2 separate regions of the Homo sapiens genome follow, and region 1 is linked to region 2. Evidence: read pairs that join two places in POLR2A ChIA-PET (ENCODE). Cell type or tissue: MCF 10A. All regions are shown on one strand. Each heading gives the region's core, and the rest is flanking DNA. Links, peaks and the distances in the headings are about the cores only. Region 1 has its middle 16 kb from the start of LINC02230. Region 2 has its middle 26 kb from the start of TMEM171.

Region 1 (5,388 bases), core at 233-5,232, 230 kb before region 2:
ACTGAGGCTTCTTTTGGAACTTGAGCCACATAGAAAATGTTGAGTGAGTAGATGTTGACTGGATGAGGTCTCCTTCAGGACAGAAAAAACTGTTGAGAAAAACAGCAGTGCAGAGGTTACGGGTACTGCTGGAACAGAATTCCCAAGTTAGGACTGGGAGGCCAGGAGGTGGGGCTGGGACTGGGGGACGCCAAGGACAAAGGATGGTTGGACTCTGGAGAACACCCTGCACCGAAATTACTGTGCACAGCCCAGAGGTGGACTGATGGGTTGCCCATCCTTGTGGGCTCATGCACCTCTCCTGCAGCTCCAGGGCAGGGGGAGCAGAAATTCCCAGGGGGCATCCTAGGAATGCAGGCTGCTTTAGAGTGATAGTTACAGTTTGCAGGTGACTGGGGACAGAGTATCTACTCTGCCAGGAACGGGCAGATACGGGGCAAAATCCCTGAGAGCTGCAGTCTTCTGACACATGCCAGTGTCCAAACCTATGTCCAGGACAAAATGAACACGGCTGTTTCTCTTTTTTAATTTTTAATTTTTGTGGGTACACAGTAGGTGTATATATTTATGGGGTGCATGAGATATTTTGATACAGGCTTGCAATGTGTAATAATCACATCAGGGTAAATGGGGTATCCATCACATCAAGCATTTATTATTTCTTTGTGTTACATACATTCCAATTACACTCTTTTACTTATTTAAAAATGTACAATAAGTTTTTGTTGACTGTAATCACCCTGTTATGCTATCAAATGCTAAATCTTATTCATTCTATGCCACTGTATTTTTGTACCCATTAACCATCTGCCCCTTCCACACCTCCCTACCCCCACCCCACTACCCTTCCCAGCCTCTGGTAACCATCATTCCACTCTCTATCTCCATGAGTTCAATTGTTTTAATGTTTAGCTCCCACAAATGAGTGAGAAAATGCAAAGTTTGTCTTTCCATGCCTGGCTTATTTCACTTAACAAACATAATGTCCTCCAGTTTCTTCCATGTTGCAGATGACAAGATCTTATTCTTTTTATGGCTGAATTGTGTGTATGTACCACATTTTCTTTATCATTCGTCTGTTGTGGACACTTAGGTTGCTTCCAAATCTTGGCTATTGTGCAATAAATATGGGAGTGCAGTGTCTCTTGATAAGCTTGTGGCAAGGGAAGCATCTGCAGGTCCCTTTGGTTTCAGCAGGGGTTGAAAAGTGTTAGAAAGGACAACGTGTTTCATGGAGTAGAAAGAGAAATATAGAGACGGTCTCTGATCAGCAATCATTCTATTAGGGTGGGAATTTTGGAAGCAGGGAGACTTTCTGATCGGTCTTCGAGGATGCTGGGCAGACCTTTGGCAAGTGGGCAAGCGAGCAGTATGGGACATTTCATGTTAGGGGTGGACATTTTTCTGTAGCTGGCCATTTCCTGAAATAAGTAGGGGTTGACAGAGTGCTTTTTCTTTTTCTGTCAAACTGTCATTATGGGGTGCAGGGTGGAGGGGCTGTCACAGCGTCAGTTTGTCAGCAGAGATCTAGACCAGAAGGTCCCCTGGCCAGGGAGCTGGAAGACTAGTGTTCTAGGCTCGGCTAGTCATCAACTGGATAGGTCCCTGGACCTGTTTATTGTCTGTACATTGAAGGTGCAGGACCACCCAAGAATGTCCAAATGCTGACCCTTGGGCCAAATCCAACCTGCAATTGTGTTTTCTTTGGGCTACAAATTATTATTAACATTTTTATTTGCATATCTTTAGGAAGGGTGCGCACTCTCCGACCTACAGTCCCTCTGCTCAATACCAGCCCAGTTCCCGCCTTTAGGGAACCTGCTCTGTCCCTGTAGCCATCTGGGTCTGCAGCCTGGGAACTAGATGACATTAGTGCCTTCCTGGCACTGGCCTTCTGTGGTCCCGCCATTCTCAATGGCACTGTCTCACTTTCCATGCCTTCCTCAGTCACTGCACACTGCCCTACACAAATATTTGACAGGCCAGCCTCTTGAGTCAATTATTCCTTTCAGAAAACTGGAGAGAGAAATGATATAATTAACCACCTGAGAGAAAATGAACAGAGCGAGAAGCTATAAATACCAAGACCCACAATGAAGGGCGGAACCCCGGGGCCCCACTTGACCTTACCCAGCTGAGATGGTCTGACACCTTCCTGGGTGTAGGAGACCCGTGGGGCCAAGCTTGGCTGGGACTTACAGCCATGGCTTTCACACAGCAGGGTGAGAAGCAGCCCCCGAGACCCCAGGCTGAGCAGGCCAGGAAGCAACACCCCACACCCCTCTCCCCCATGTAGCCAGGATCAGAATCAACACCCTTGAAGGGTAAATCCTTTCCTCATGCACTTGTGCCCAGGAAGCAGATGTTCTGTCCCTACTCTGGGGTCTGGGCACTGTTGTGTAGTTGGATCCTTCCACCCTATCCTCAAACCACAGACCAGATAAATCGAATTGAACCGACTTCAAAGCAAACACTGAGCGGAGCCATCTGGGATTCATTCCTGAACCGGCCCTTTTCTAGTTATGTAACCACAGAGATGCAGACAGAAAGACACAGATTGGGAGAACTGGTTTTTGTTGTTGTTGTTGTTGTTAAACCTCCAAATCTTTGCAGTATTGGGATAATTATGGCTTTCATAGCATTGATTACTTTAAGCTGTCAGTAATTTGAATCCTTTTCAGAGTCAGTGACCAACATTTTGCAATTGAATTCTATCTTCCTGCTTCCATTCTGAGTAAAGGAAATAGAATGCTGAGCTCATAGGGCCTTCTTCAGAATGCCACATGCTGGGCACTTTGTGGTCACACCTAGAATGCTACAATGGACACATCTCCTAGGCATCCTCCTGGGTTCATTACACACTTCCTTCCCACGCCATAGTCTCATTCTGGAATGTTCATTAATCTCCTACCTGAAAGAGCAAGAAGAAATATGAAATTTTAGATAGGCCAGGGCTTTTGATGTGAATCATTCATGAATCACCCAAAACATTGTGGTTCATGGATAAAAGGCAAAGGCAAATACTGGATACTTTAAGAAGCTATACTGCCTACATCTATGCAATTTTTAAACATTTTATTTTCTGATTTAAAAGTAATACCTCTCCAATGTGAAAATTCTAAAAATTCTGAGGACTATGGAGAAGAAAATAATTGTTCCAAATCGTTGCTGGGGAGGATTATTCAAACAATAATTGATGCTAATATTTTAGCACATTTTTCCCCAGTTTTCGATTCATGCATATTTACATTTCTAGAACTAAGGCTATATTGCGTTTATAATTGTGTCCTATATTTTTACTGAAACATTTTCCACATAGTAAAAAACTTTATAACCTTAGTTTTCAGTAGCTACATAATTTCAAATAAAATAAATGTACCTTTTTTTTTTTTTTTTTTTTTTTTAGACAGCGTCTTACTCTGTCACCAGGCTGGAGTGCAGTGGCGTGATCTCAGCTCACTGCAACCTCCACCTCACGGTTGAAGTGATTCTTCTGCCTCAGCCTCCTGAGTAGCTGGGACTACAGGCATGCACCACCACGCCTGGCTAATTTTTGTATTTTTGGAACAGACGGGATTTCACCATGTTGGCCATGATGGTTTCGATCCCTTGACCTCATGATCCAACTGCCTTGGCCTCCCAAAGTGCTGGGATTACAGGCATGAGCCACCGTGCTCGGCCCATAACTTTTTTTAAAAACAAATCCCTTATTGTTGGACCAAAGGTTGTGTCTAATGTTTGGCTACTGTAAATGCTGTAGTGAATATCTTTAGCTATAAATTTCTATCTGCATTTCTCATTACTTTCATCAGATCTATTCCTAGAAGTATAATCAACTCTGCATCAAAGATCAAAATTTTTGAATGTTCTTAATACATTTCAGAAGGATTGAACCACCTTTTCACCATTAAGTATCAATGTTTTCTAAAACCTTACTATTTTGATAAATAAAAAATAGAATTTTATATTTGTATTAATTTGCTTTTCTTTAGATACCAGTTAAAATAATTATTTTTCCACATCTTTATTAACAATTTTTAATTTAGCCTATGAACTGAGGTTAAGGCTGATTATGCAAGTTCATGTGCAAAGATGTTCTCATCTCAGGGCAGACCATCTGATGACAAGAGTGGTAAAGGGCCAAGAAGAAGCTTAGCTGAGCTAGGACATCCAGAGGAGGAATAAGTGTGGGGTGATCCCCATTCCTGGTTATATTGGTTATCTTGCTGCATAACAAACTACCATTAAAACTGAATGGTTTCAAATAACAAACATTTATTATCTCACAGTTTCTGTAGGTCAGAAATTCAGGAGCAGTTTAGCTAGTGCTTCTGTCTTGGGGTCTCTTGGAAGGTTTCAGTGAAGATATTGGCTGGGGCTGCAGTCATCTGAAGGCTTGGCTGAGGCTTGGAGGAGCCACTTCTTAGATGACGAACTCACATGGCTGTTGGCAGGAGGCCTCAGTTCCTTACCATCTGGGCCTCTCCACAGAGCAGCTCACAATATGGCTGATGGCTTCTCCCAGAATGAGTGATTAGAGAGATAGATTGCTCTACTTATAGGTTAATAGGTTAATATATCTGTACCTTTTATAATTAAATCTTGAAAGTGACATACCAACACTTCTGCCATATTCTATTGGCCGTACAGAATCAATCTATTATAACATGGAAGGGAAGCATACAACAGTTGTGAAGACCAGCAGGTGAACACCACCAGAGGCCATCTTGAAAGCTGGCTCCCACACTGGCTATGAGTTTTCACTACTTTTTTTTTGAGGAGAAGAGGGAATTATGAGCAGATAGCAGAAACTCTATCACTGCTTACAATATGCTCAAGTTAACCATACATAACACCATTCTCATCATGAGGCTAAAGTCAGCCATTTCTTTTTGTCTCCATAAAACCTGCAATTAAAAGACCATAGCAAAAGATTTTCAGATAGAAATCTGGACTGGGTGTCCAACGCAGTTCAGATCCTGGTGTCTGGTTGGGACTGGTGGTGGTGGCAATAAATTCAAGCAGGCACTACCATGCAGAAGCTGCCTGAGCCCATCAATCCCATGTTCAGGTGCTTCAAGCTCTGTGGTATGAAAGGTCTGGTGGCAAATGTGGAGGGTGTACAGGGAGAAGAAAACTGCTGGACCATGGCTCAGGGGCCCCACAGGTGGGACAGAAACCTTAGGAGAGGTTTGCTTTTTTTTTTAAATAAAAGTGGGTGAGTAAATACAAGAAACCTCAATCCTGGAAGAGGGGCTTGAGGCTAGGAGAGGACAGGAAATAGGGTGTCACAGGTAAGAAATATGTTCTTACTAGAACCTTTGAATCTAAAAATATATGTGTCAGTGGGCATGATCATTAATATGTATGACTATTACCAAAATATGT
Region 2 (5,388 bases), core at 274-5,273:
TATAGATATAGCTGCAGTAAAAGAGAATGTATAAATGTCCAGCCAATGACCTACTATATATGACCTAGTGTTCAGCGACTATATCTCTTAGGAATTTACCTGATGGGGAACCTACCTACCTCTCTCTACATATATATATGAGGTAGGTTCCTCATCAGGTAAATTCTTAGAGACAGTCAGTGGACATTAGGTCAGCCCAAGGCTAGTTATGCCTCTGCTAATCTTCAAGGCGGCTTCCTGGCATTGCCTCTACAAACACTTCCCTAGGAGATTCACAAAAGTTATGTCTGTACAATTTAGCATGTTAGAGCCAATTTTACATTTAGCACTAACCACAGAAGGCAAGCTAAGGTGTTCACATATCCAAATTGGGAATGACCCAACAACAGGCCTGCCCCTCAGAGCTGACCATTTTCTAACTCTTACCAGCCACAGCTAGGATGACTAAGGGTGAGGACTGCCACATTTCTCATGAAATAGCCACTTTGCTAAGTAGTCATTTCACATTTAAAAGATGCCCTTCAACTGTACCCAGTAACAGTGAGCTATGTGTTTAAACCTCATGACTTAGAGAGAGACCTGTGCTTTCAGATGACTGTTAACATTTCTGGAGCCACAAGGGCATAGCCAAACAGCGGTGTTCATGACACCTTTGCTCTTAAACAAGGAAGTGGCTTTTTTTTTTTTTTTTTTTTTTGCAGTTGAAAGGAATAACAATGAGTGGTGGGTTTAAAGTTGCAAAATAACAGAGGATTATAAAAAGCTTACTTAGCTGTGAAGGCAGAGTATACTTGCGTAATAATTTGACATAAATATTTTCAGTTAAAAATCTCCACAGGGCACTGCATGGTACCTATCACCCACAATATCTTGGTGCTTGGCTGGGTGCAGTGGCTCACACCTATAATCCCAGCATTTTGGGAGGCGGAGTGGAGGATTTCTTGAGGCTGAAGTTCAAGACCAGCCTTGACAATATAGTGAGACCTCATCTCTACAAAATATTAAAAAAAACAGCTGGGTGTGGTGGCACACGCCTGTATTCTCAGCTACTCAGGAGGCTAAGGCAGGGGAGAATTGCTTGAGCCTAGGAGTTTGAGGTTACAGTGAGCTGTGATCCACTCTAGGCGGGGCAACGAAGTGAGACTCTGCCTCCAAAACAAAACAAACTTTGGTGCTTAAGAGGCAGAAGCTTATCTGTGGGAGTCAGTCCTACTGGCTGACCAGCACTTTAACGCCTCATTAGAGGAAACATATTCTCCAGAGTTTCTTTTCAGAAGCTAACCTCAAAGACACTAATAATATAGCAGATATCTAGGTATTTTTCCTTGACTGCTCTAAGCCAATTCTAGGTGATGCAGAGGTTTTGCAGTCATTCACATGAAAAAAATAAACAGAGGTTGACATTCACAAGACTTTTATAGCAAAGTAGAAAATATCTGAAAAATTTATTTAAGTCATAAAATATGCATGCTTTGGGACGTTTGAAGGCTACAGTAATTACTGAACTTGAAAATATTTATATTTAAAAATTCCCACATAATATGTGCTGCCCAAAGATTTCAGGAAGCACATAGGTATGTCTTATCTTTCTCATAGTCTGCCTACAAACCAAATTTCTATTTTTAGTAGTTATTAGCAATCTTCTATGTTTCACATTATTTCATATGACTTGTTTTCTTTCAGGAGAAACAAAAATCTGCTCATATATATGAATCTAATTTGTAATGACCTCCCTGCTTTTTAAGCTGATAACAACTTGATCTTATTACATACAAAAAAAAAAAAGGAAATCCATTTTACTCCCAACCCCACATTTTGTTCAATTAAAAAATTACATTTTTTATTGTGTATCCTTTAACAAATTATTTTGGCTATAGTTTTAGCTTTTAACCTTTGTATTAGAGATATACAGTCTGGGACCGCCGTCGTACATGCAGTCCATCATTGTAAGCCCTCTTAAAGAAAACAACTTGCGCTTCTGTTTGACTTTGAAGCCCCCTACATCCTGAAAAACTGGGTAGGAAAGAGGTCATTACTGATCATAGTTACTTTGCAGATGTGTGAAATGTTTAAATTGTGAATTACTCACTGATTTCCTCCTAATGAGCTGGTACTTCGAGGGGACTTTCCCTAATCTGAGTGGGGAGGTGCCTGGGGTCAGAGACCCCAGAACTTCTAAATATTGTGGGTGCCATCAACTCAGATCAAAAAGAAGTAAAGCAAGCAACTGCAATTTTGCACTGACAGGATTATGATTCTGATGTATACAGTCAATCACCAACCTTAAAGGTCACCTTACCTCAAGCAGGTACCCTGGTTGCCTGTCATACTGAAACATGCTTCATGCAAATAGCATGAAGATGGTTTCAAAGTATGCCTTTACACTTCCTGAACAATTTGAAATTCACTCCATAAGTTCCCCAACTAATGGAAATATTTTATTGACAGAAGGTGGAAAAACCAAATAACCTAATCTTTGTTGCAAGCTCATCACTCTTTAGGTTACTCTTTTTGGGAATTTCAATGGTGTAAACAGTCACTATTCATTGAGTATGTGATGACATTAAGGTTCTGAACTTAAAAGGCTCTTAATTTTGCCAAAGGCTAACCTCTGTCACTTCTCTGGATCACATTTTTTTTTCTTTGAGACAGAGCCTTGTTCTGTCACCCAGTCTGTAGTGAAGTGGCATGATCTTGGCTCACTGCAACCTCCACCTCCTGAGTGAAAGTGACTCATGCCTCAGCCTTGGGAGTAGCTGGGACTACAGGCATGTGTCACCACACCCAGCTAGTTTTTTGTATTTTTAGTAGAGAAAGGGTTTCTCCATGTTGGCGAGGCTGGTTTTGAACTCCTGAGCTCCGGCAATCCGCCCACCTCAGCTTCCCAGAGTGCTAGAATTACAGGCGTGAGCTACCGCACCCGGCCGACACTTTTCTTAAGAGAGTAATTTGGGCAAAATATATTCCCAGAAAAAAAAAACAAACTGATCCTGTATCCACTTAGGGAAAACAAAATATGACATTTGGCTTTGAGACCAAAAAGAATAAAAATTAGATCAGCAATCTACTTCATACGTTAACAAACAAAACAAAACAAAACAAACAAAAAACCTGGCTATATTGGTAGGACCACGTAAGGCAAGGCAATAATCAAAATAGGAAGATCCTTATGTGAAGAGATCTTTGTGCATCAACAGAAAGTTCAACTTGCACTCTATGCAACTATTTTCCAAAACATAGTTAGTTTATAATTGTAGATGTAATATGTACTAATTATAAAAAAATTTAGATAACACCTAACATATTGTTAAAAATAAAAATCCCACCACCTATAGATTATAACGGCTTGGTGAATGCTTTTGCAAAAAGTTTTGCTCTAGATGTATGCTTTTTTTTTTTTTTTCCTCACTCTGTCACCCAGGCTGGAATGCAGTGGTGCGATCTCGGCTCACTGCAGCCTCCATCTCGTGGGTTCAAGTGATTCTCCTGCCTCACCTCAGCCTCCCAAGTAACTGGGATTATAGGCATGCGCCACCATGCCTGGCTAATTTTTGTATTTTTGGTAGAGATGGGGTTTCACCATGTTGGCCAGGCTGGTCTTGAACTTGTGACCTCAAATGACCTGCCCGCCTCGGCCTCCCAAAGTGCTGGGATTACAGGCGTGAGCCACTGCGTCTGGCCTGATGTATGCACTTTTAAAAACAAAAATGGCATATTACCTTTTACCATTTAATAATATTGTGGTAATATCTCAATATCAGTGACTGTGGATCTTCACAATTATTTTTAAAAGCCGCATAGTGTATCACTATATGGGAGTTATCAACTCAGCCAACCCTCTCAATTTTGCATACTATAAACAATGTTGCAATAAACATCTTTGCATACATAATTTTGCTTATGTCTCATTATTTTCTTAGGACAAATTCCCAAGTGAATGACTAGTTTACATGATACATAGATTAAAAAAAAATTTTAAAGCCTTTGGATTCAAATCGTCAGAAAGATTATACCAGTTTACTGTTCCTAAAAAGTTGAATACTTAATTAAGTTCATCCTGCTCATTGCTGAGTTCACACTATTTAAAAAATGGGTTAAAAAGTTGATTGGGATAGGTGCAGACTTGCTTGGCAATATGCTATATGGAAACATGCCTGTACCAGCAGAAATTCTGTGTCTGATTGCTGGCCAGCTTACTTCCAGCCATTCCTAGGCCCTTCTCCTTTACCCACCTTCATTATGAAGGCTACTTGTTTTCTCTGCCTGTCTTACATAATTCAGGCCAACAGAACGTAAACAGATACGAGCTGGGAGCTTCTGGAAAAACTTTTACTCTTCGTACAAAAAAAAGACAGACATACTGGAACTGTCCCTCCTAGCTGTGGATGTAAACACATACAGTCTGGAGCTATGGCTGCCATACTCCAACCGTAAAGAAAGGGCGAATGACTTGTTCTGACCAATGCCAACAAGAGGTAACTTGAGCTGTGATATGAAAAAAATGTTTAAACCAGGGGACCCCAACCCCAGACCACAGACTGGTAGTGATCTGTGGCCTGTTAGGAACCACGTTGCACAGCAGGAGGTGAGCAGCAGGTGAGCAAGCATTACTGCCTGAGCTCTGCCTCCTGTCAGATCGGCGGCAGCATTAGATTCTCACAGGAACGGAAGTCCTATGGTGAATTGCGCATGTGAGGGATCTAAGTTGTACGCTCCTTATGAGAATCTAACTAATGACTGATGATCTGAGTGGAACAGTTTCATCCTGAAACTATCTCCCCACACCGCTTCATCCATGGAAAAATTGTCTTCCACAAAACTGGTCCCTGGTGCCAAAAAGGTTGGTACTGCTGGTTTAAACCATTCTTAGTTCTGTTTCTGTTACTTGAGGCTAAAAACATTACTGACAGATAAAACACTCATGCTAAAAAGATAAGCAGTGGTTTCTGAGTTATCACAAATGTTCATTCAGAAACGATCATTAGGAGGCGTATGGAAATAATTATATATATTTAAAAATATGGATAAAATAGCTACATACAGTAAGAAATCATGGAAAAAACCTTTAATACTGAGAGCCACTGAAACCATTAAATGCACATTAGGAAAAAGGAACAAAGAAAATAACAAAATGGAGCAGGGGTGGGGTACATGGCAGAGGTTTACTCTGTGTTTATCAAAACCCCGTTTTCTTCCTGGGCACATAACCAAACTACATTTCCCATCTTTTTTTGCAGTTGGTTGGAGCCACAAGATCAAATCCTGGCTCATGGAATATGGTCAGAAGTGATGATGCCAATTCTTCTGGGCCTGGCCCATAAAAACTCCCATCTAATCTTTGCTTTTTCTTCATCTGCCGGCCAAATGAAGATTTTAAGCAGAATCACA

What was found. ChIA-PET counts read pairs that join two places held together with the same protein. Peaks named below come from ENCODE experiments on the same cell type or tissue, not always from the same donor. Only the 100,000 strongest peaks of a DNase experiment are listed, where the experiment ranks them.
Region 1: POLR2A ChIA-PET joins it to region 2 with 8 read pairs; 1 of 35 experiments calls an interaction of 5 or more read pairs at or near these places.

The regions. Positions count from the first base shown.
Region 1 is chr5:73,319,410-73,324,797 of GRCh38, reverse strand. No RefSeq gene overlaps it. Among named protein-coding and RNA genes, the nearest start is that of LINC02230, 16 kb to the left of the region's middle. RefSeq lists enhancers at 2,303-2,910, 2,191-3,390. In MCF 10A, for the core only: no CTCF peak of the experiment used is centred there; a DNase peak (open chromatin) is centred at 2,857.
Region 2 is chr5:73,091,524-73,096,911 of GRCh38, reverse strand. No RefSeq gene overlaps it. Among named protein-coding and RNA genes, the nearest start is that of TMEM171, 26 kb to the left of the region's middle. In MCF 10A, for the core only: no CTCF peak of the experiment used is centred there; a DNase peak (open chromatin) is centred at 2,741.